Regions from separate parts of the Homo sapiens genome. Here region 2 is linked to region 1. Evidence: read pairs that join two places in POLR2A ChIA-PET (ENCODE). Cell type or tissue: CD4-positive, alpha-beta T cell. All regions are shown on one strand.

Evidence for each region. Peaks named below come from ENCODE experiments on the same cell type or tissue, not always from the same donor. Only the 100,000 strongest peaks of a DNase experiment are listed, where the experiment ranks them.
Region 2: POLR2A ChIA-PET joins it to region 1 with 13 read pairs; 11 of 35 experiments call an interaction of 5 or more read pairs at or near these places.

What each region holds. Positions count from the first base shown.
Region 1 is chr12:51,316,309-51,321,308 of GRCh38, reverse strand. The region is part of intron 1 of BIN2 (bridging integrator 2); the gene reads left to right. Among named protein-coding and RNA genes, the nearest start is that of BIN2, 5.4 kb to the left of the region's middle. RefSeq lists a silencer at 370-664 and enhancers at 1,915-2,084, 2,365-2,424. In CD4-positive, alpha-beta T cell, no CTCF peak of the experiment used is centred here; a DNase peak (open chromatin) is centred at 2,268; H3K4me3 peaks cover 2,441 bases; H3K27ac peaks cover 3,688 bases.
Region 2 is chr12:51,366,239-51,371,238 of GRCh38, reverse strand. All of the region lies in intron 4 of GALNT6 (polypeptide N-acetylgalactosaminyltransferase 6), which reads left to right. Among named protein-coding and RNA genes, the nearest start is that of CELA1, 22 kb to the right of the region's middle. RefSeq lists an enhancer at 1,764-1,913. In CD4-positive, alpha-beta T cell, no CTCF peak of the experiment used is centred here; a DNase peak (open chromatin) is centred at 2,148; H3K4me3 peaks cover 780 bases; H3K27ac peaks cover 427 bases.

The sequences.
Region 1 (5,000 bases):
GTTTTAGAAATAAGGAAACAAGGCTCAAAAGAGATTGGTAGGTAGCAGAAATATTACTGAAACCCAGGTGTCCTGCCTCTGAATCCTAACCTCACTCAGGCTGCTGCTTTACAACGTTCCTGATAAGCCACTCTCACATCTGTGCCTCCCCCACTTCCTGCTGATCCTCTCTCAGGAACAGAGCTCAGAAGTAGAAACACTTTTTGTTCAGGCATCCTCTGAAAAGCTGGGAGTGGAGGTCTGGTGACCATTAAACACAATAGGGATGAAACATTCTTGGTCTGTTTTCCATTTCCCGCCCAAACTCAACATGGGACTGAATTTAAGCTGGCTTTAGAGTGTGTGTGTGTGTGTTTGTGTGTGTGTGTGTGTTTTTAGTATGATACATCTTCTCATTTCCAACTATAGTACTGCTTTCACCATCTGTTTGTGATTTCTCTGTGGCAAACCTCTCAGATCCCCCTGAGAAGGGGCGTTGTTTACCACTCCTTTGTTGGTCTTCTCCTCTGTTGACATCTACTCAGCTTAAATCCCAGAGGGTTAAATTCCACAAATATTTACAGAAAAACTCCTTTGTTCAGGGTACTGGGCTGGACCCAGCAGGGAATTTAGGGGTAAGAGACATTCTTGCTTTGCCAAAAGCTTAAGATCTAGTTAAAAAAAAAAAAAAAAAAGAATAATGATAATAAAATAACTGACCTGAGAGATGCAGGTCTATTCAGAGGACAAAAGGATTGGGGAGAATCGAGAGGTTTTATAGTGGAGGCTGAATTTGAAATAGGAATTATGGGAGATTAGTAGTTTTTCAGACACGTGATCAGAGAGCATTCTAGCTGAGAAGTGCCAGCATAAGCAAGGCATGGAGACTGGAGTGAGAACTACAGCTCAGCTGGAGCACAGGGAGTGGTCAGAGCAAAGGCTGGAAAAAGTATATTAGGACCTTTTAAGGAAAGCTTACTTTATCATATATCCTAAAAATAAAGATTTCCGGCCAAGCGCCATGGCTCATGCCTGTAATCCCAACACTTTGGGAGGGCGAGGTGGGTAGATCACCTGAGGTCAGGAGTTCGAGACCAGGCTGGCCAATGTGGCGAAATCCCAGGAGTTCGAGACCAGGCTGGCCAATGTGGCGAAATCCCATCTCTACCAAAAAATACAAAAATTAGCCTAGTGGTGCACACCTGTAGTCCTGGCTGCTTGGAGGCTGAGGCAGGAGAATCGCTTGAATCTGGGAGGTGGAGGTTGCAGTGAGCTGAGATTGTGCCACTGCACTCCAGCCTGGGCAATAGAGCTAGACTCTGTCTCGAAAGTAAGAAAGAAAGAGAGGGAGAAAAGGAAGGAAGGAAGGAAAGAGAAAGATTTCCTACATAACCACAAAAATTTACTGCACCTAAGAAAAAATTTTAGCAAAATTTTATAATATCAAATATCCAGGCCCTATGCAAATTACCCCAATTGAGGGAATTAACTAAAATATAATAAATGATTATGGGAGAGGCAATGGTAGGGAACTATAGCCACCAAAGATATATGTAGTAATTTTTTTTAAAGCTCTATTTCCACCCCAACCCTGATCTACAGAAAAGTTATAAATAATCAATGAACACTGGAATATTTTTCATGCAGATTCACCAAGTGTTAACGTTTTGCCACATTTACTTTTTTGCCTTGCTCTTGCTCTTTCTCCTTAAATATCTATATTCTAATTTAGCTGCCAGGCCAGATAAATTGGGACAGAATTCTCAAAGCAGGATTTTAGGGATTAGCATTATATGGGTTTTCATTAGGAAGTGATCCAAAAGTAGAATTTATTCATTGTTTCAACAAACATCTGTTTAGCATCTGTACACCCTGTTCCCTCAAGGGTCTTTCGTTGGGAAGAACACCCATGACACAGTATAAGTGCCCTAACATGTACCTGTTGCTTATGGCAACAAATTACTTTGGCTCCAGAGTACTGGGGTATGTTTCAGGGTGGTAACACCTTTTCACTTTCAGAGTTGGAGGGTGAGGAAGTTTCTCTCAGTACCCCCCAACCCCCGACCCCACACTCTCCAAGCCTTTTGGCCTTGAGCCTTTTGGGGATTGGGGAGATTGGTCTGCCCCAGTCATCCCTTACACTGACTCTAGACTGAGTTTTCTCTTTTCTGTTTTTTCTGTCCTCTCCACCTAAGAAGAACCAAATTAGGGACAAAGGAAGGGAGGGGTAGCAGAAAGGAAGTTAAGAGCTGCACTTACCACTAACAAGGTGGTTTTGCAACTTTCTGGTAGAGAACAGTGTTTTGTTAGCTGAGAAGGGTGGAGCCAGGGAGGATGGCAGACTGCACATCCAGGGCTGGGTGGCAAGTGAGGTGCAGTTAGAGACGGACAAAAACAGATATGGCCAAACCAAACAGATATGGCCAAACCAAAAATATAAGCATTTACAGGCAAGGGAGCAAAACTAAACATAATGACAGTGAGTACCTATTGAGTGCTCTTTGTAGGGCAGCTCTGAGAAAGCAATTTACATGCAAAATATCATTTAATCCTCCTGACAACTCAAGGAGATAAATATTATCTAATGGGGGAAAGGGAGTTCTGTAAACCGAGGCTCAAAAGTTTTAATGACTTGCCTGAAGACTTACAGTCAGTAAGTAGAAAGGCCAAGATAGGAGCCCATATCTGTCTAACTCCAGAATGCTTGATCTTATCCACTACAGCAAGAGCTCCAGGAATGAGACACACCCCCGGATTAAGAATGGAGATACTGGTGGCCCAGTGGCTCACGCCTATAATTCCAACACTGGGAGGCTGAGGTGGGCAGATCACCTGAGGTCAGGAATTCAAGACCAGCCTGGCCAACATGGCGAAACCCTGTCTCTACTAAAAATACAAAAATTCGCCAGGCGTGGTGGTGGGCACCTGTAATCCCAGCTACTTGGGAGGCTGAGGCAGAAGAATGGCTTGAGCCGGTGAGGCAGAGGTTGCAGTGAGCTGAGATGGCATCACTGCACTCCAGCCTGGGCGACAGAGCAAGACTTGTCTCAAAAAAAAAAAAAAAAAAGAATGGAGATATGAATCAGAGTCTCTCCACAGAACCTGCCACACTCCCCAGATCTGGGCACTCTTGCATGGCATTCAAAGCCCTTCACAATGAAACTCCAGTCTCCCTTTCTAGCTTCATTCCCCACCACTCCCCATAACAGCCATGCTGAACCAGCTAGTGAAGCTGTGTACTCCTATGATTTTCCTGATGCTGTTGTCTCTAACTGGAATCCTCTTTCTGCTGTCACCCTTTATACTCTATTTCTTTTTTCTTTTTCTTTTTCTTTTTTTCTTGAGACGGAGTCTTGCTCTTTTGCCTAGGCCGGACTGCGGTGGCGCTATCTCGGGTCACTGCAAGCTCCGCCTCCCGGGTTCATGCCATTCTCCTGCCTCAGCCTCCTGAGTAGCTGGGATTACAGGCACCCACCACCACGCCTGGCTAATTTTTTGTGTTTTTAGTAGAGACGGGGTTTCATCGTGTTAGCCAAGATGGTCTCGATCTCCTGACCTCGTGATCCACCCGCCTCTGCCTCCCAAAGTGCTGGGATTACAGGCGTGAGCCACCGCTCCCGGCCTTTTTTTTCTTTTTTAATTTAATTTAATTTAATTTTTTGTTTTGTTTTTTGAGACAGAGTTTCGCTCTGTTGCCCAGGCTGGAGTGCAATGGCGCAATCTTGGCTCACTGCAACCCTTTAACCGATTCTCCTGCGTCAGCCTCCCAAGTAGCTGGGATTGCAGGCGTGCACCACCACACCCAGCTAATTTTTTTTGTATTTAGTAGAGATGGGGTTTCACCATGTTGGTCAGGCTGGTCTCAAACTCCTGACCTCAGATGATCCACCCGCCTTGGCCTCCAAAAGTGTTGGGATTATAGGCGTGAGCCACTGCGCCTAGCCCCTATACTCTATTTCAGTCTAGAAAATCCTACTCCAAGGCTCCACTCATTCAGTCCTATATCCTCTCCTAGATCAGTCTTACTCTCCTTCCTGTTACAATTATTAAATATCTAGTTCCTGGATACTGAGAAATCCAAATGAACAAAGCAAGTACCTAAACCTTAAGGAGCCTATAGTTTAGGAGAATAAACAAATAGAAATAATAAAACAGGCCGGGCACAGTGGCTCACACCTGTAATCCCAGCACTTTGGGAGGCTGAGGCGGGCGGATCACCTGAGGTCGGGAATTCGAGAGCAGCCTGACCAACATGGAGAAACCCTATCTCTACTAAAAATACAAAATTAGCCAGGCGTGGTGGCACATGCCTGTAATCCCAGCTACTCAGGAGGCTGGGGCAGAAGAATTGCTTGAACCTAGGAGGCGGAAGTTGTGGTGAGCTGAGATCACGCCATTGTACTCCAGCCTGGGCAACAAGAGCGAAACTCTGTCTCAAAATAATAATAATAATAATAGTAGTAGTAGTAATAAAACAACAATTGGACTGTATACAAGATACAGAAGTTGCAAGCACTTGGAAGGGAGTGAATAATCGATCAATGGGATGAAGTGGATGTGGTTAAGTATCACAAAAGATACGGAGTTGAACTGGGTTTTGTAAGATACTTGCCTGGCAGACAAGGTGAGGAAAGGCATTCTAGAAAGAGGGACCAGCATCTATGACAAGCAACAGTGTGGGTTATTTGGGAAACTAAAAAAGTGTTAGGAAAGGAGACCTGCAGAGAGGAGGAGTATGAGAAGTGAAGCTTAATGTAGCCTTGGGACCTGCATGCATGCTAGAATTTGAACTATTACTTAAAGATACATATTGGACTTTTTTTTTCTCTTTTTTTTGAGACAATTTCCCTCTGTCACCCAGGCTGGAGTGCAGTGACACAATCTTGGCTCACTGCAACCTCTGCCTCACAGGCTCAAGTGATTCTCATGCCTCAGCCTCCCAAGTAGCTGGGATTACATGCGTCTGCCACCACTCCCGGCTAATTTTTTTTTTTTTTTTTTGTATTTTTAGTAGAGACGGG
Region 2 (5,000 bases), 50 kb before region 1:
GGTGGTGGGCACCTGTAATCCCAGCTACTCAGGAGGCTGAGGCAGAAGAATTGCTTGAACCCCGGAGGCGGAGGTTGCAGTGAGCTGAGATCACACCATTGCACTCCAGCCTGGGCGACAAGAGCAAAACTCCATCTCAAATAATAATAATAATAATAATAATAATAATAATAATAATAATAATTTTTTAAAAGGCTAGCGGGACCAAATTGTGAGACCTCCGTAAGCCACCGACAGTGTTTGGATTTTTCATGTGTGTATGTAGTAAAAGGCACGACATAAAACGTATCATCTTCACGGTTTCAGTCCACAGTTTATTGATTTTAAATGCATTCACATTATTGTGCAACCATCTCCGGAACTTTTTTTTTTCCCTTTTTTAATAAGATGGGGTCTCACCATGTTGACCAGGCTGGTCTGGAACTCCCAGCCTCCCAAAGTGCTAGGATTACATGCGTGAGTCACCACAACCAGCCAATAACTTATTTTTTGTCATCCCAAACTGAAATTCTGTACCTATTAAACATGAATTCTCCACGCTGTCCTCCCCACAACCCCTGGCAACCACCCTTCTACTTTCTGTCTCTATGAATTTGATTATCATAAGTGGAATCATACAGTATTTGTCCTTTTGTGACTGGCTTATTTCACTTAGCATAATGCCTTCAAGATTCATCCATGTTGTAACATTTGTCAGAATTTACTTTATTTTTTTTGAGATGGAGTTCGTTCTTGTTGCCCATTGGCGCAATCTTGGCTCACCGCAACCTCCACCTCCTGGGTTCAAGTGATTCTCCTGCCTCGGCCTCCCGAGTAGTTGGGATTACAGGCACGTGCTGGCTAATTCTGAATTTTTAGTAGAGACAGGGTTTCTCCGTGTTGGTCAGGCTGGTCTCGAACTCCTGACCTCAGGTGATCCACCCACCTTGGCCTCCCAAAGTGCTGAGATTACAGGCGTGAGCCACCAAACCCGGCCCAGAATTTACTTTTTAAGGCTGAATACTATTCTATTGTATGTATACACCACATTTTGTTTGTCCGTTCATTCGCTGATGGACACTGAGGCTGTTTCTGCCTTTGGCTATCGTGACTAATGCTGCTGTGAACATTGGTGTGCAAATATCCAAGTCTCTGCTTTCAGCTCTTCAGGGTATATGCCCAAAAGTGGAATTGCTGGATCATATGGTAATTCTGTCTTTAGTTTTTTTTAAGGAACCATCATACCTTTCCATAAGGAAACACCATGGATTTGTTTTTAAATACAATTTGAAGCCGCTGTAGTGACATGATCTGATTTATGATTTTTAGAGAGAATTTTACTTCTCACAGTAGCTGCCGTGTCAAGAATAGATTGAGGAGAGTGGTATAGAAGGCAGAAAAGCAGTGACTGTGGGGATGAGAGAGAGAGCTGGCAGTACCTGCAGATGTGCTGATTGTGGAAGGGGACAGCAGGGGGGATTCTAGCATGACTTCCAGGTTAGAGCAGCTGGAGGGATGCTGGCACCGTGTACTGACGTGAGGGAGACTGGGGGGCAGATTTGCAGGGGAAATTCAGAGCCTGTTTTGGGCATATGTTGAATTTTCCATTTTGTTCCACATCCAAGTGAAGATGGCAAGGTCAGGAAGGAATCCCTGGGAGCCATCTGCATGATACTTCAGATCATGGAACTGAGTGCGGTGTCTGTGTTGGCATCCCAGGGGTCTTGTGGACTTGAGTTGTGAGGAGTGAAGCTGGTTGGGGTGGTGGGGTGTTGAACCTAAGTTGGAAGGCTGTCACGGCGGGGACATGAGTGTGTGGCTGGGCTCACCGGTACAGCTATGCTCAGCTCCAGTCTCCTCAGTTCTGGGTCTGTCCAGTAGGTCTGGGGGTGGAACAGGTGGAGTATCACGAGGGGCATTGCTTAGGGGAGTTGTCTCCCCAGAAGGGCTTGAGGCCAGAGGCTGGAAGCCTCTCAGGCTGAGAATCCCTGGGTCTGGCCTCACCAGACTGGAAGGAAGGCGTGGGAGAAGGGCTTTGTAGTGCTCGGGGCCCCCCCTGAGGTTCACAGCTCAGTGCTTCACTGTCTCTCACCACAAAACCCACTTCCTATGATGTTTTGTCCGTGGGTTATCTCCACTACCGTGAACTTCCTGTGCGCAGAGCTGGGCAAGCTCTCGGGGAAACACAGCAGCCATGCTGAGGAGCCTGGGCTTCCTCCCTCCTTCCTGTCAGGGCCAGCACCCGGGGCTGCAGGTGCACTATGAGTCTCAAAGGGCAGGACCCAGACCAGGCCCCTCCCTTCCCAGAACAGCATCTGGCACCTGGCAGCACATTGACAGACATTTGTGGAGTGAGTGCTGGGCTGAGGCTGCTGCATGAGGCTGATTTTGATTCCTGAGGTCCTGGCCCCCAGAGATAAGAGGCCTCATTCCTGGAGTTAAGTAAGATACAGCCCCCTCCTCAGATGACTGCCTGAAGAATCCATTCATAAATGAGCGCCATGTCATAATCACCTCACCTGTCTGTCCAGTAGGATTGAAGAAGGAAAAAGTGGGCGGGGCGTAGTGGCTCACGCCTGTAATTCCAACTCTTTGGGAGGCCGAGGCGGGCAGATCACTTGAGGTCAGGAATTCGAGACCAGCCTGGCCAACATGGTGAAGCCCCATCTTCACAAAAAATACAAAAAATTAGCGGGGCGTGGTGGCAGGTGCCAATAATCTCAGCTACTTGGGAGGCTGAAGCAGGATAATTGCTTGAACCCAGGAGGTGGAGGTTGTGGTGAGTCGAGATTGCACCACTGCACTCCAGCCTGGGCGACAGAGTAAGACTCTGTCTCCAAAAAAAAGAAGAAAAAAAAAAAAAACATGGAAAAAAAAAGAAGGAAAAAGCTGAAATTCCAAATTATAGAGACTTTCCTTCTCCTAGGCGCCACTCTCCAGGACAGTGACTAAAGAACAGCTTCAACAAACCCCTTTCTCTCCCTTTCCCTCCCGGGATCTCACACACAGGGAAATGGCAAGGCCTTGGGTGACTGCGAGAGGAAGCAGAGACCACCTTGAAACTCGGGTGCATTAAGTCCTTGGCCTTCTCATCTTAATCTGCTCCAGAATAAAAAAATTTAAAAAAAAAAGTCCGTGGCCTCACTGGTGGTCAAGAGACCACCTTGAAACTCAGGTGCATTAAGTCCTTGGCCTTCTGATCTTAATCTGCTCCAGAATTAAAAAATTAAAAAAAAAAAAAATTCCATGGCCTCACTTCCCCTGGAGGGAGAAGGTGGGGAGTCCTCACATGCAGACTGGCTAGGATCCTGCTGCTGCCCTTTGTGCTTCTGCCACCCTGGGCTAGTCACTTTGAGTCTTACTTTCCCCATCTATAAACACTGGGGACAATACTCCCTGTTTCATAGAGTTGTTAACTATCATAGAGAAGATTAAATAAAGAAGTCACCATGAAGACACCTACCTCACCCACACCGGCACACACTCCAGCTCAGTGCTGGGTTATTGTGTGCGTGCATTTGTGGGAGATCAATTGCATGCAACCCCCTAAGCTGCTTAATTTCAGGACCTGCCGTTTGTAGAATGCTGCATTCAGAGCAAGGCCCAAGCTCTGGGCTGATCCCACAGTCCAAAAGGAAAAGGACACACAATTGTCACATCTGTCCCCCACATCTGAAACTGCAGGCAACTCCATTCTGCACAGAACAGAACCGTGGCAGAGATAAACCAAAATGGCAGTTAGTAAAACATAGTAAGGTTTGGAATTCGGTATGTTTCAAGATGGACTGCTTCAGAATAGAGCTATTCTTCGTTTGTTTTTTGTTTTGAGACAAGTCTTGCTATGTCACTCAGGTTGGAGTGCAGTGGCATGATCTCAGCTCACTGCAACCTCCACCTCCTGGGTTCAAGCAGTTCTCCTGCCTCAGCCTCCCGAGTAGCTGGGTTTACAGGTGTGCGCCACCACACCTGGCTAATTTTTGTTTGTTTGTTTTTGGTTTTTTTGAGACGGAGTTTCGCTCTTGTTGCCCAGGCTGGAGTGCAATGGTGCAATCTCGGCTCACTGCAACCTCTGCCTCCCAAGTTCAAACGATTCACCTGCCTCAGCCTCCCGAGTAGCTGGGATTACAAGCATGCGTGCCCAGCTAATTTTGTATTTTCAGTAGAGACAGGGTTTCTCCATGTTGGTCAGGCTGGTCTCGAACTCCCAACCTCAGGTGATCCACCTGCCTCCGCCTCCCAAAGTACTGGGATTACAGCCATGAGCCAGCGCGTCTGGCCTAATTTTTGTATTTTTAATAGTGGCAGGGTCTCACCATGTTGGCCAGGCTGGTCTCAAATTCCTTGGCTCAAGTGATCCATCTGCCTTGGCCTCCCAAAGTGCTGGGATTACAGGAGTGAGCCACCGTGCCCAGCCAGAATAGAGCTATTGTTAATGCTCTGAGGATTTCAGACTAAATTACAGGGCCATGAACTAAAACTCTTCTTTGAAAGGAGCTGGAGGTCTCAGTAGAGACATCTTCCCTTCAAAAAGCTTTCCCCGCTCCTCAAATCCAGGAGATTTGGCCCTTCTTTGGGACCCACACCCCAGCACTACCTCTGTTAGATCATGGATCACCTGCCCTGGAATTGCCTGTTTCCTGGTCAGCCTTGCTTCTGGGTGGTTTGTTCCTTAGGACAAATGGTCAAGCCGGCTGGGCTCGCCACTGTGCCTGGTCCGTGGTAGGTGCTTGGTGCAAGTATTTTCTTAATATAATTAAAAAGCTGCTGGGCATGTTTTCACCTTAAAGAATTCTATCTGCAGAGGAGGTTACAAAGGGGATTAGAGTCAGATGTCCTGCTGCTGATCCAGCAAGCAAGGAGTCACCATTTGTGTATGCCCACCCATCGACGTTACCGTGAAGAGCCTGGGAGACAGGGAATCCTAGACACTGGAAAACAACCGTGCAATGGAGCTGTGGAATTGCAGCTCTGGAAGATGGTGGCTGAGAGGGTGGAGAAACTGAGGGAGGCATCTGAGAGCC